Regions from separate parts of the Homo sapiens genome. Here all the other regions are linked to region 3. Evidence: read pairs that join two places in POLR2A ChIA-PET (ENCODE). Cell type or tissue: Caco-2. All regions are shown on one strand.

The links. Peaks named below come from ENCODE experiments on the same cell type or tissue, not always from the same donor. Only the 100,000 strongest peaks of a DNase experiment are listed, where the experiment ranks them.
Region 1: POLR2A ChIA-PET joins it to region 3 with 7 read pairs; 3 of 35 experiments call an interaction of 5 or more read pairs at or near these places.
Region 2: POLR2A ChIA-PET joins it to region 3 with 10 read pairs; 2 of 35 experiments call an interaction of 5 or more read pairs at or near these places.
Region 4: POLR2A ChIA-PET joins it to region 3 with 10 read pairs; 2 of 35 experiments call an interaction of 5 or more read pairs at or near these places.

Annotation. Positions count from the first base shown.
Region 1 is chr20:64,005,600-64,008,099 of GRCh38, reverse strand. The region is part of intron 9 of PRPF6 (pre-mRNA processing factor 6); the gene reads right to left. Among named protein-coding and RNA genes, the nearest start is that of PRPF6, 26 kb to the right of the region's middle. In Caco-2, no CTCF peak of the experiment used is centred here; no DNase peak of the experiment used is centred here.
Region 2 is chr20:63,316,618-63,319,117 of GRCh38, reverse strand. It overlaps COL20A1 (collagen type XX alpha 1 chain), which reads right to left. Exons shown (of 36, transcript NM_020882.4): 21 at 2,427-2,500; 22 at 1-60. Among named protein-coding and RNA genes, the nearest start is that of COL20A1, 25 kb to the right of the region's middle. In Caco-2, no CTCF peak of the experiment used is centred here; DNase peaks (open chromatin) are centred at 47, 537 and 1,067.
Region 3 is chr20:63,522,373-63,524,872 of GRCh38, reverse strand. No RefSeq gene overlaps it. Among named protein-coding and RNA genes, the nearest start is that of PPDPF, 2.9 kb to the right of the region's middle. In Caco-2, no CTCF peak of the experiment used is centred here; DNase peaks (open chromatin) are centred at 1,442 and 2,285.
Region 4 is chr20:64,267,619-64,270,118 of GRCh38, reverse strand. It overlaps PCMTD2 (protein-L-isoaspartate (D-aspartate) O-methyltransferase domain containing 2), which reads right to left. Exons shown (of 6, transcript NM_018257.3): 5 at 2,109-2,232. It overlaps LOC124904957 (a long non-coding RNA gene), which reads right to left and starts at 220. Exons shown (of 2, transcript XR_007067721.1): 1 at 1-220. RefSeq lists an enhancer at 1-267. In Caco-2, no CTCF peak of the experiment used is centred here; no DNase peak of the experiment used is centred here.

The sequences.
Region 1 (2,500 bases), 480 kb before region 3:
ATGTTAAGAAATTAGGCCGGGCCAGGTACAGCCCGTAGCTCACGCCTGTAATCCCAGCACTTTGGGAGGTCGAAGTGGGCAGATCACCTGAGGTCAGGAGTTCGAGACCAGCGTGGCCAACACAGTGAAACCTTGTCTCTACTAAAAATACAAAAATTAGCCAGGTATGGTGGCATGCACCTGTAATCCCAGCTACTGGGGAGGCTGAGGCAGGAGAATCGCTTGAACCCAGAAGGCGCAGGTGCAATAAGCTGAGACTGTGACACTGCACTCTAGCCTGGGTGACAGAGAGAGACTCCAACTCAAAAAAAAGAAAAAGAAATTAGGCCAGGCAGCTGATTGTGGTGGTTCACACCTATAATCCCAGCATTTTGGGAGGCTGAGGTGGGAGGATCGCTTGAGCCCAGGAATTCGAGACTAGCCTGGACAACATGGCGAAACCCTGTCTCTACAAAAAATACAAAAATTAGCTGGGCGTGGTGGCATGTACTTGTGGTTCCAGCTAGCTGGGAGGCAGAGGTGGGAGAATCGCTTGAGCCCAGGAGGTGGAGGTTGCAGTGAGCCAAAACTGCACCACTGAACTCCAGCTCCAGCCTAGGCAAAAGAGGGAGACTCAGTCTCAAAAAAAAAAAAAAGAGGAAAAGGGCAGGGCAGGGGAGGGGAGGCGGGGAGGGAAGCGGAGGCGGGGAGGGGAAGAGGGGACGGGAGGCAGAGGGGAGGGGAGGCGGGGAGGGGAGAGGGCAAGTGAGCTAGCTCTCCTGCAGGTACCTGCTCTCCTGCTGAGAAACAGCCCCAGGCTGGCTGTGAGGCCCTGGCAGGGAATGAACACTCAGCTAAGGGACATAAAATGACTGAGCAACCTGCTGCCCACTCCAGGTGTTACTGACAGACCAAGCCACAAGGTTGGGCAGATGCAGCAGTGGCCTCATAGGGTGGAAATGGCACCCAGGAGATGGTGTGGAAGGAAGGCAGGTGCAGCACAGCTGCCTAAGCTATGGGGCAGATGCCTCCTGCACTGGTGGCTGCTCAACCGCTTTCCTCCCTCAGCCCACACTGACAACCTCTGGGGAGTCCCTTAGGGTCAAGGGACTGAGAAGACAAAAGTCTGCTGTGGTTTACGCATGGTTCTGCACAGCACACTGGCACTGACACCCCTGGCCTTATTATCTGGATGTCCACTTGACCAACTGAAAGACGGCCAGAAGACGAAGCTATATGAATTCACCGATTCAGGCAGAACATGGTCTTACCATGTGCCCATCACTCAGAGCCATGGCCTGGCAGCCCAGTAGGATGCCACAAATGCTGTGAATAGACACCAATCCCGGCTGGATCTCACAGCCAGAACACACGGGTCTAGGAATAAACAGTGATGTCTGAATGGCTCAAGTCCCATCTCCGCTGCCACAAGTCCCGTCTCCACTGCCAAGAGTCCCGTCTCCGCCTCCTTGGACCCTCCTGTCAAGAGAGCTGGTCCAAAGGCCGGGTGTGGTGGCTCACATTTGTAATCCCAGCACTTTGGGAAGCTGAAGCGGGTGGATCATGAGGTCAGGAGTTCGAGACCAGCCTGGCCAACACAGTGAAACCAAACCCCATCTCTATTAAAAATACAAAAATTAGTCGGGTGTGGTGGCAGGTGCCTGTAATCCCATCTACTTGGGAGGCTGAGGCAAGAGAATTCCTTGAACCCAGGAGGCGGAGGTTGCAGTGAGCCGAGATTGCGCCACTGCACTCTAGCCTGGGCAACAGAGCAAGACTCAGTCTCAAAAAAAAAAAAAAAAAAGAGCAAGCTACGAGCTACTCCAAAGGGAGTATGTGCCAACCAGGGTGCAGACCACAGCTCCCTCTGGCCTCCTCATGTACCAGCCCTGGCTGGAGAGGCTAACCCTGACTCCCAAAGCGAGACTGAGTTGCTGCCACCCACTGTGGGAGACTATCTAGAGGCCAGTCCTAAAAACAGTTTAGTATTTCTGCTTTTACCAGTAAAAGTTAATGGGAACTACAGCCACCAAAAAAGCAAAACTACCAACAAGTCAGACCCTTTGGGGATAAAGATATGGGTCCTGGCTGAGCACAGTGGCCCCCATCTGCAGTCCCAGCATTTTGGGAGACTGAGGTGGGAGGATCACTTGAGCCCAGGAGTTTAAAACCAGCCTGGATGACACAGGGAGACCTCGTCTCTTTGAAAAATTAAAAACTCAGCCAGGCATGGTGGTATGTCCCTGGAGTCCCAGCTATTCAGGAAGCTGAGACTGGAGGATAGTTTGAGTCTGGGAGGTTGAGGCTTCAGTGACCCATGATCATGCCACTGCACTCCAGCCTAGGCAACAGAGCAAGATCCTGTCTCAAAATAAAAATTATTTAGGCATGGTAGTATGTACCTATGGTCCCAGCTACTCAAGAGCCAGAAGCAGGAGGATCACTACAGCCCAGGAGGTTGAGGCTGCAGTGAGCTGATTGCAACACTGCTCTCCAGCCTGGGCAATAGGACGAGGCTCTG
Region 2 (2,500 bases), 210 kb after region 3:
AGTAGGCGCACAAGGAAGACGATGGTGTGCTCTGGAGGTAGGGGGGCTGGGTAGACGTCACTGTGGGGGTTGGGGGAGGGAGAGGCACATGAGCAGACCCAAGGGCAGCCAAACCTGGCAGAACGATCCGCTCGCCCAGCCCCAGCCCCAGTGCCAGTCCCTGAGGCTGCTCTGAGGGTCATGGTGGACCCCTGCACCCGCACACCCTTCCCAGCTGTAGACTGAGCGTGGAGGCCGCTGGCTCCCTAGGAGCCCAGACTGGTGGTTCCACAGAGCTGAGGGTCTATGAGGCCACACTGGGGCCTCCCTGCCTTGGTTTCCCCATGAGTAACATGGGGTACATAAAGGACAGAATCCCTCCCATTGAATGAGGAGGATTCAACAGAAGTACTTGGAGGCGCCAGGCCCAGGGCCATCCCAGGTCACATCCCAGATGACCCCAGCAAGGGCTCACCAAGACCCGTGCTCCCGGGGCCCGTGAGGGTGAGGGGTGCCGGCCCAGGACACCCCACAGGGGAGTCTCAGGATCACTACTGAAAGGCAGCTCTGCTCTCGGGAGCAGCTCCCCCGACTCACACTCATTGGCACCGCCCAGTGGGTCCTGGCCAGTGCCCAGCCAGACACCCTGAGGGGTGGGACCAGGGTCTTGGTCCCCTAATGTTCCAGGAAGCAGGGTCTCGGGCCTCTGATAGAATCGGGGTCCAGGGAGCAGGGTCTCGGGCCCCTGATAGAATTGGGGTCCCAATGGCCGTAGCCTCCTATCTGTCTTCCATTCACTCTTAGGATGCCCAGCCACCTTCCTGCCATCCCGAGAGCAGACTGGTCTGGGGCCTGGGCACCTGTGATGCCACCTCAGGAGCCTCCCGACCCCACACAGCAGGAGCCCTCCTCTTTTGGTGTGGCAACCCTCACGGGGGTCCACCCTGGGTGGCCGCACCTGGAGAACCATCTGCCCCCACTTCTCAGGCTGTGAGCTCTGGAAGGGCAAACAGGCATGGGAAGTGCCTGCTCATGCCACAAGGCTGGGAGGAGCCCTCATTTGAGAACAGGGACTCATGGAAACAGCCACCCTGTGGAGGCTGCCTGGTCCCAGGAGGGTTTGCTTGAGAGCAGAGAGGTTGGGGAGGCACCCAGGAGGCCTTGAAGCTGCCTCGGGCTGCAGGCGATCAGAGCTCCCACCTCACCCACCCGTAAGAACACCCAGCTCAGTACGTGCACCTGAGGCCACCGAGGAAGAGGAGAGGGGGGCGGGGGGCGTCTACACCACCTGAGGCCATGGAGGAAGAGGGCTCTGCAGCCTGCTGCCCAGAGAGGAGGGCAGAGGGCAACTATACCACCCTGAAGAGAAACTGCCATGGGGGCGGAGCACAGGGGGCATGTGCAGCAAGACTGGGGGGAGGGAGAGGATGGTGAGGGAAGCCGGGGAACAGTCATCGAGTTCAGCCACGAAGACACCGTGGTGACCAGGGGGCCAGGGCCGAGCATAGCACATGGGCCGGCGGCTGTGTGGGGACAAAACAGGCTGGGAGAGACATTCCTAAGCCCCAACAGTGCTAGGTGAGCTTTTAAATATATATATTTCTATAATTTTAAAATCTCTGTTACAGAATATAACTCTCCTTTGTAACTTCTTTTTTTTTTTTTTTTTTTTTAAGGGACGGAGTATTGCTCTGGTGCCCAGGCTGGACTACAGTGGCACAATCCTGGCTCACTGCAGCCTCCGTCTCCTGAGACAGACATGCTCCCACCTCAGCCTCCCGAGTAGCTGGGAATACAGGTGCCTGCCACCGCACCCAGCTAAGTTTGTTTGTTTATTTGTAGAGATGGGGTCTTGCTGCATTGTCCAGGCTGGTTTCAACCTCCTGGACTTAGCCTCCCCAGTAGCTGGGACTGCAGGTGTGCACCACCACACCTGGCTTCCGCCTTTATCATCAACCATTTTAACTTAAACTGTCATGCAGCTTATATCACAGTTCAGGGTCACGATGAACAACTGTTCTCTGTAAATAAGGGAGGGTGGTCATGAGATATCAGGAATTGTCCCAAATCTCATGCAAAGCTATTTGAGTGATCGCTTCCTCTAAATCCGGCTACTGGCAGTTTGGCCCATCGCCTCAGGTCAGTCTGGGGCTCCTGCGTGTTTGATCAGCCCTCAGCTCACATGGGAAATAGATCCATACTTGGTTGCCAAAATATGCCAAGGGGCTGGCCTCACTCTGCCCATGGAGATTTTATTAATTTGTAAAATGTGAATTTCTGAAGTGTGAGTACTGGGGTGAGTCAGCCGTTTGCTGACATAGCAGCGCTGCCCTGTCCCACAGCCTCCAGGAGGTCTCCGGCCCATGCCCGCCCCCCCACCATGTCCTCCTAATCTTCAGCGGCCCCAGCCTGGGCTTCCAGCTCCACCCCAGCCCTTGCCCTCACACCTGACCCGTCTTGTCAGCTGGGCGTCCTTGAAGAGCGTGAAGGTCGGGGTCCCACCGAAGGCAGAGGGCTCCAT
Region 3 (2,500 bases):
TGCTCTCTGACGCCCAGGCTGGAGTGCAGTAGCGCAATCTTGGCTCACCGCAGCCTCCGCCTCCCGGGCTCAGGGGATCCTCCCATCTCAGCCTCCCCAGTAGCTGGGACTCCAGGCATGCACCGCCACGTCTGGCTAATTTTTTTGTTTTTGATAGAAACAGGGTTTTGCCGTGTTGGTTGCCATGTTGACCAAGCTGGACTTGAAGTCCCGGCTTCTAGTGATCCACCTGCCTCAGCCTCCCAAAGTGTTGGGAATATAGGCGTGAGCCACTGCGCCCAGTTTAATCTGTCTTTTGTTCAAGGGTCTGTTGGATACAGTGAGTTCTAGATTTCTCTTAGAGGACTCAGCATGTATGTTCAGTTCTTTGTTCTCCATTTAACTCGTGCATAGTTTCAGTAAACAACCTTTTCCACCAGTTTTAATCAATAGTTCACATCTGTTCCCCTGGTCACCTGCTCCGTCCTGACTCATCCTGGTACCTGTTTTTTTTTTTTTTTTTTTTTGAGATGGAGTCTCGCTCTGTTGCCCAGGCTGGAGTGCAGTGGTGCGATGTCCGCTCACTGCAAGCTCCGCCCCCCGGGTTCCTGCCATTCTCCTGCCTCAGCCTCCCGAGTAGCTGGGACTACAGGTGCCCGCCACCACGCCTGGCTAATTTTTTTTGTATTTTTAGTAGAGACGGGGTTTCACCACGTTTGCCAAGATGGTCTCGATCTCCTGACCTCATGATCCACCCGCCTCGGCCTCCCAAAGTGCTGGGATTACAGGCGTGAGCCATCGCACCCGGCCCCTGGTCACCTGCTCTGACCTAAGTCATCTTTAGCTACCTGTTCCTGTCCTTCCTGCCAAACTACTCACCCCACCACTCTGGGTCACACCCCTGCTCTCTTTAAAATAGTCAATCAGAATTACCTTAGAGTGTGCAGTCCAACCCCACCCAACAGGGGAATGACACAGCCGTAGAGGCTACCTGTGTCAGGAATAAGAACCCCTTCCCCTCCCTTGTCCAGGTGCGCTCTCACCATTGCTCCATCCGCGAGTCGCACCCTTCTATAGAAGTAAAAATTGCCTTGCTGAGAAAATTAATGTTTGAGTGCTATTTCTTTGTGGCACCGAGGAAGCATTTTGTTTCTAACAGGTCTCAGCCATGAAGCTTGTGATGGGTGAGGAAAAGATATGACTTCTCCCCCTACAGAGAATCTGATGAGGGTGCAGCTCCCAGGAACAGGCCATGGACACCCCCAGGGTTGTGAGGTCCTCCAGTCAAGGGGCCCCCTGACCCGAGGCAGGGGACGATGCCGCGGGCAGCCTGTGGCTCGGCTGCTCCCTACTCCCAGCTGCCCCTTCCAACAAGACACCAGCTCCCGGGCAGTGCCCCTCCCCCGCTGACTCCAAAAGCCAGGACAGCTTCTTTCCAAGCAGGGTGGACCCACCCTTGGTCCTGACCCCAAGCCCTCCAGCTCAGCCAAGGGCGGAGCCCCCCCAGGCCATGTGTGGTGGGGACCTGAGCGTGGCTGGGCTCTCCCTTCAACACCAACTCCTGCTACCCTCACAGCTGTGTGTACATGGAGGAGGGTCTCTGTGGGCTTCATCTGGACACTGCAAAAGGCTGCAGGGGGCTCAACTGCCATTAGGAGCAGCCTCCCACTCCTGGGTCCATCGGAGGCTCCCCCACCCAGCCTCAGCACTGACCACCGGCTTGGATGGCTGGGTGAGGCTGCCTCCACCCTGTGGACAGGACAAAGGCTCAGCCATCAGAGGCCACAAGCCAGATGCCTTCCCACCAGCTTCCCACCAACTAGTACAGCTATTTATAGTGCAGTGGAACAGGGTACCAGGCAGGGAGCACCCACTGATCCCCACCCCTCCCCAGAGTCCCTCCCCCACCACTGAACCCCACCCTTTCCCACCCCACGGAGGCCCCTCCTCTCACCATGTCCCTGGCCACACATCAAGTCTCCAGCTATCTCACTGACTCCCACCTGCTCACTAAGCTGCCTCTCAACAGAACTGAGTCAATCCCTGTAGGCTCCTGGCAGAGGTGTGGGGACACCACCCACCTTGGTTATGAAGGAGTCTACTAAGCTCACAGCCCATGCACTCCTGTGTGTGGACCCCCATCCCTGCCAGCCTGCAGCACTCCCGGACTCCAACACTCCATGCCTATACCAGGCCAGAATGATGCAGCCACCCTCACTTTAAGCTGGGCTGCCTGTGGCAGGAAGACCCCTCCACGGTGCCTGCAGCCCCTACCCCTCAGCCTGTCTTGGGGCAACACCCCTATGGGAGGCCCTTGGGAGACACCTACCAGCAGGAACCAGGTCCCTCCAGAGTGAGGGCTTCCCAGCTCACAGCCAGAGGCTACTCCCCGCCCCGCAGGCCCTCGGGTAAGGGGCCTGAATCCCTCAGAGGACCAGCCCTCCCTGCTCCCTTTCCCCCCGCTAAAGGTGGCACGGGGGCCCACCTCAGTGGCTGCCCTGGGTCCTGCTTGTCCAGCTCC
Region 4 (2,500 bases), 750 kb before region 3:
ACCCCATACCGTGCACGCCTGAACTCAAGACCCCACACCGTGCACGCCCGCACTCACAAGACCCCACGCCATGCACTCACACAACCCCATACCGTGCACGCCTGAACTTACGACCCCACACCGTGCACACCCGCACTCACAGGACCCCACACCGTGCACGCCCTCACTCACGGGACCCCACACCGTGCAGGACCACACTCACACCACACACCATGCATGCCCGCACTCACACGACCCCACACGATGCACGCCCACACCCCCCACACGCCAGCACCCATGACCCCACACCACGCGTGCCCACATTCACATGACCCCACACCGCGCACACCCACACACACATTACCCCACACTGCAAATGTCCACACATGACCCCACATTGCGCATGTCCGCACTCTCACGACCCCACACCACACACGTCTACACTCACTTTGACCCCATATTGTGCAGGTCTAAACTTACACACCCCACACCACGCATCTACACTCACATGACCCCATATCACGTATGTCTACACTCACAGAGTTTTCTACTCCACTGTCTTTACCAACATGAATTTACTAGTATAGGAAACTGGCCCAGGAAAAGAAAAGTTGCAAGTAACTCAATGGGTCACTTCAGAAACTCTAAAAGCATCACATTACTGTTGATCATCTAACACTCTCTTCAAAGCCATCTCCTCAAAACAAGCATCCAAACTGCCCACCACATTGTCATGATTCTTCATCGGCCAGACGAACCCCACAGGGAACGGCTCGTTTCAACCAGACCCTCAAAAAGTCTCATAAATACCCCGAAGATGCCCCTGCCTTCCCAAACTCTGCTAAGGCTCTGGAAGCTGGTGCCCTCCCCGCCAAGGGCGGCAGTTACTTAAAAGGTTATTCTGATGAGACTTTCAGAGCACGCATTTGACAGATTCACCCTCCACCCGACGACAACCAGGCTTATCCAGGATACACAGGCACTGTATCTTTTATTTAAAGCATCTGATAGCTCTCCCCAGCCTACATGATAAACCCAATTCTAACCTACATACCAGTAGTTTCTCCCATCAGTCCCAACTCTGACTACACGGGGAACACGCATTTTGATTTATGTCCTGCCACTGCTGGTACTTTTCTCCCCTTTCTTCTCTCTTTAGGGAACTCCTTTTTGCCCTTGAAGGCCAAGCACAGACATCACCCTCTGCCAAACCTTCCCTAATTAACCGTTTTGCATGTCCTATTGTTGCTCATTATCAAATTTCAAGAACCGTGTCTAGTTCTTAGAACCTGTACTTAGTAGAGACCAAAGCAAAGTGTAATCATTTCATAGGTGATTCCTAATAAATCAAAAAACCTTTCTGGAAGAGATTTGCCAAAATGTAAAACTTTTTGCAAAACTTTTTTTTTTTTTTGTAAGACTATGCAAAACTTTTCCCTTCCTATTATTTTTTGCATTTTCCAAATTTTCTAAATGATCAGAGAGCATCCTGATAGTTTTATTTTAAATAAAATCAATTGGAACTCTCATTTCTGTGTGAGCCGTTTAAATTTTAAAACATTAGGAGGTTTTGCTGTCGTGCTGGCCCTGGTATCAGTTCCTTGCTCAGTTTGCATCCTGAAATAGTGAAACACAAAGGCTCGGCTGTGTAAGGTTCCACGGAAAGTCTCCTATCCACACCCCAGCAGATTAGCTGGAATGTGTTCTCTAACCTTGTCTACCCATGAGGCAGCAGGCGCTTGGCGCCCTGGGGAGCAGAAGCCCCATGACTCTGTAGGAGCCCTCTGGCTGATGGCTCTTTCTGTAAGCCCCTCCCAGTGGAGGCGGCAAATAGGCTAAGTCTCCCACATGGCAAAATGAGCTCCCTTTTATGTGCGTCCTCGGCTTTCAATGGTGTGACCGGCAACAGCTCTTTGTAGATTTAAAAGACGGCTAAAATTACCTGAAATAGGTTAAAAATAGATTATAATTTTTATAATGCCTGAAATTGCTTGTAGAATTTTACAGTTTCAGCATGGGAGTGGTGCTTTTTAATATCAAAAGGTTTGTTGTAAATTTTGTTTCCTTTTAAAATCTAACCAGAGAGAAAAGATCTAAAAGATAAAATAAGTAAAGATTGGTATACTTACGTAACTGGACAAGTCTTGATTTTCCTGACTCTGAATGGCAGGGCTGGATCAGAGGAGCAAAAGAAACAGCAAGAATCTTTTTGGTTTCCCAAGCTGAAGGACCTGTGCGTGTTATCTTAGTCAACTATCCCAGAGACAAAATGAGAATATTCAAAAGAATTGGCTACTATTTAGCTCATATTTAATCATTCCTATACATACTATAAAAATACATAGAAATGCTTACAATAAAATGAAATATCTTGACATACGGACCCCTAATGTGATGTGCCATGAAGTACATCTACCTTATGAATATTCCTGCAAAGATGCTAACCTGAATATATTCAGGCCCTAGGCCTAACTTCTGTTTACAGAAACTATATATTATAGAGAAACTAGTTATAGGATAG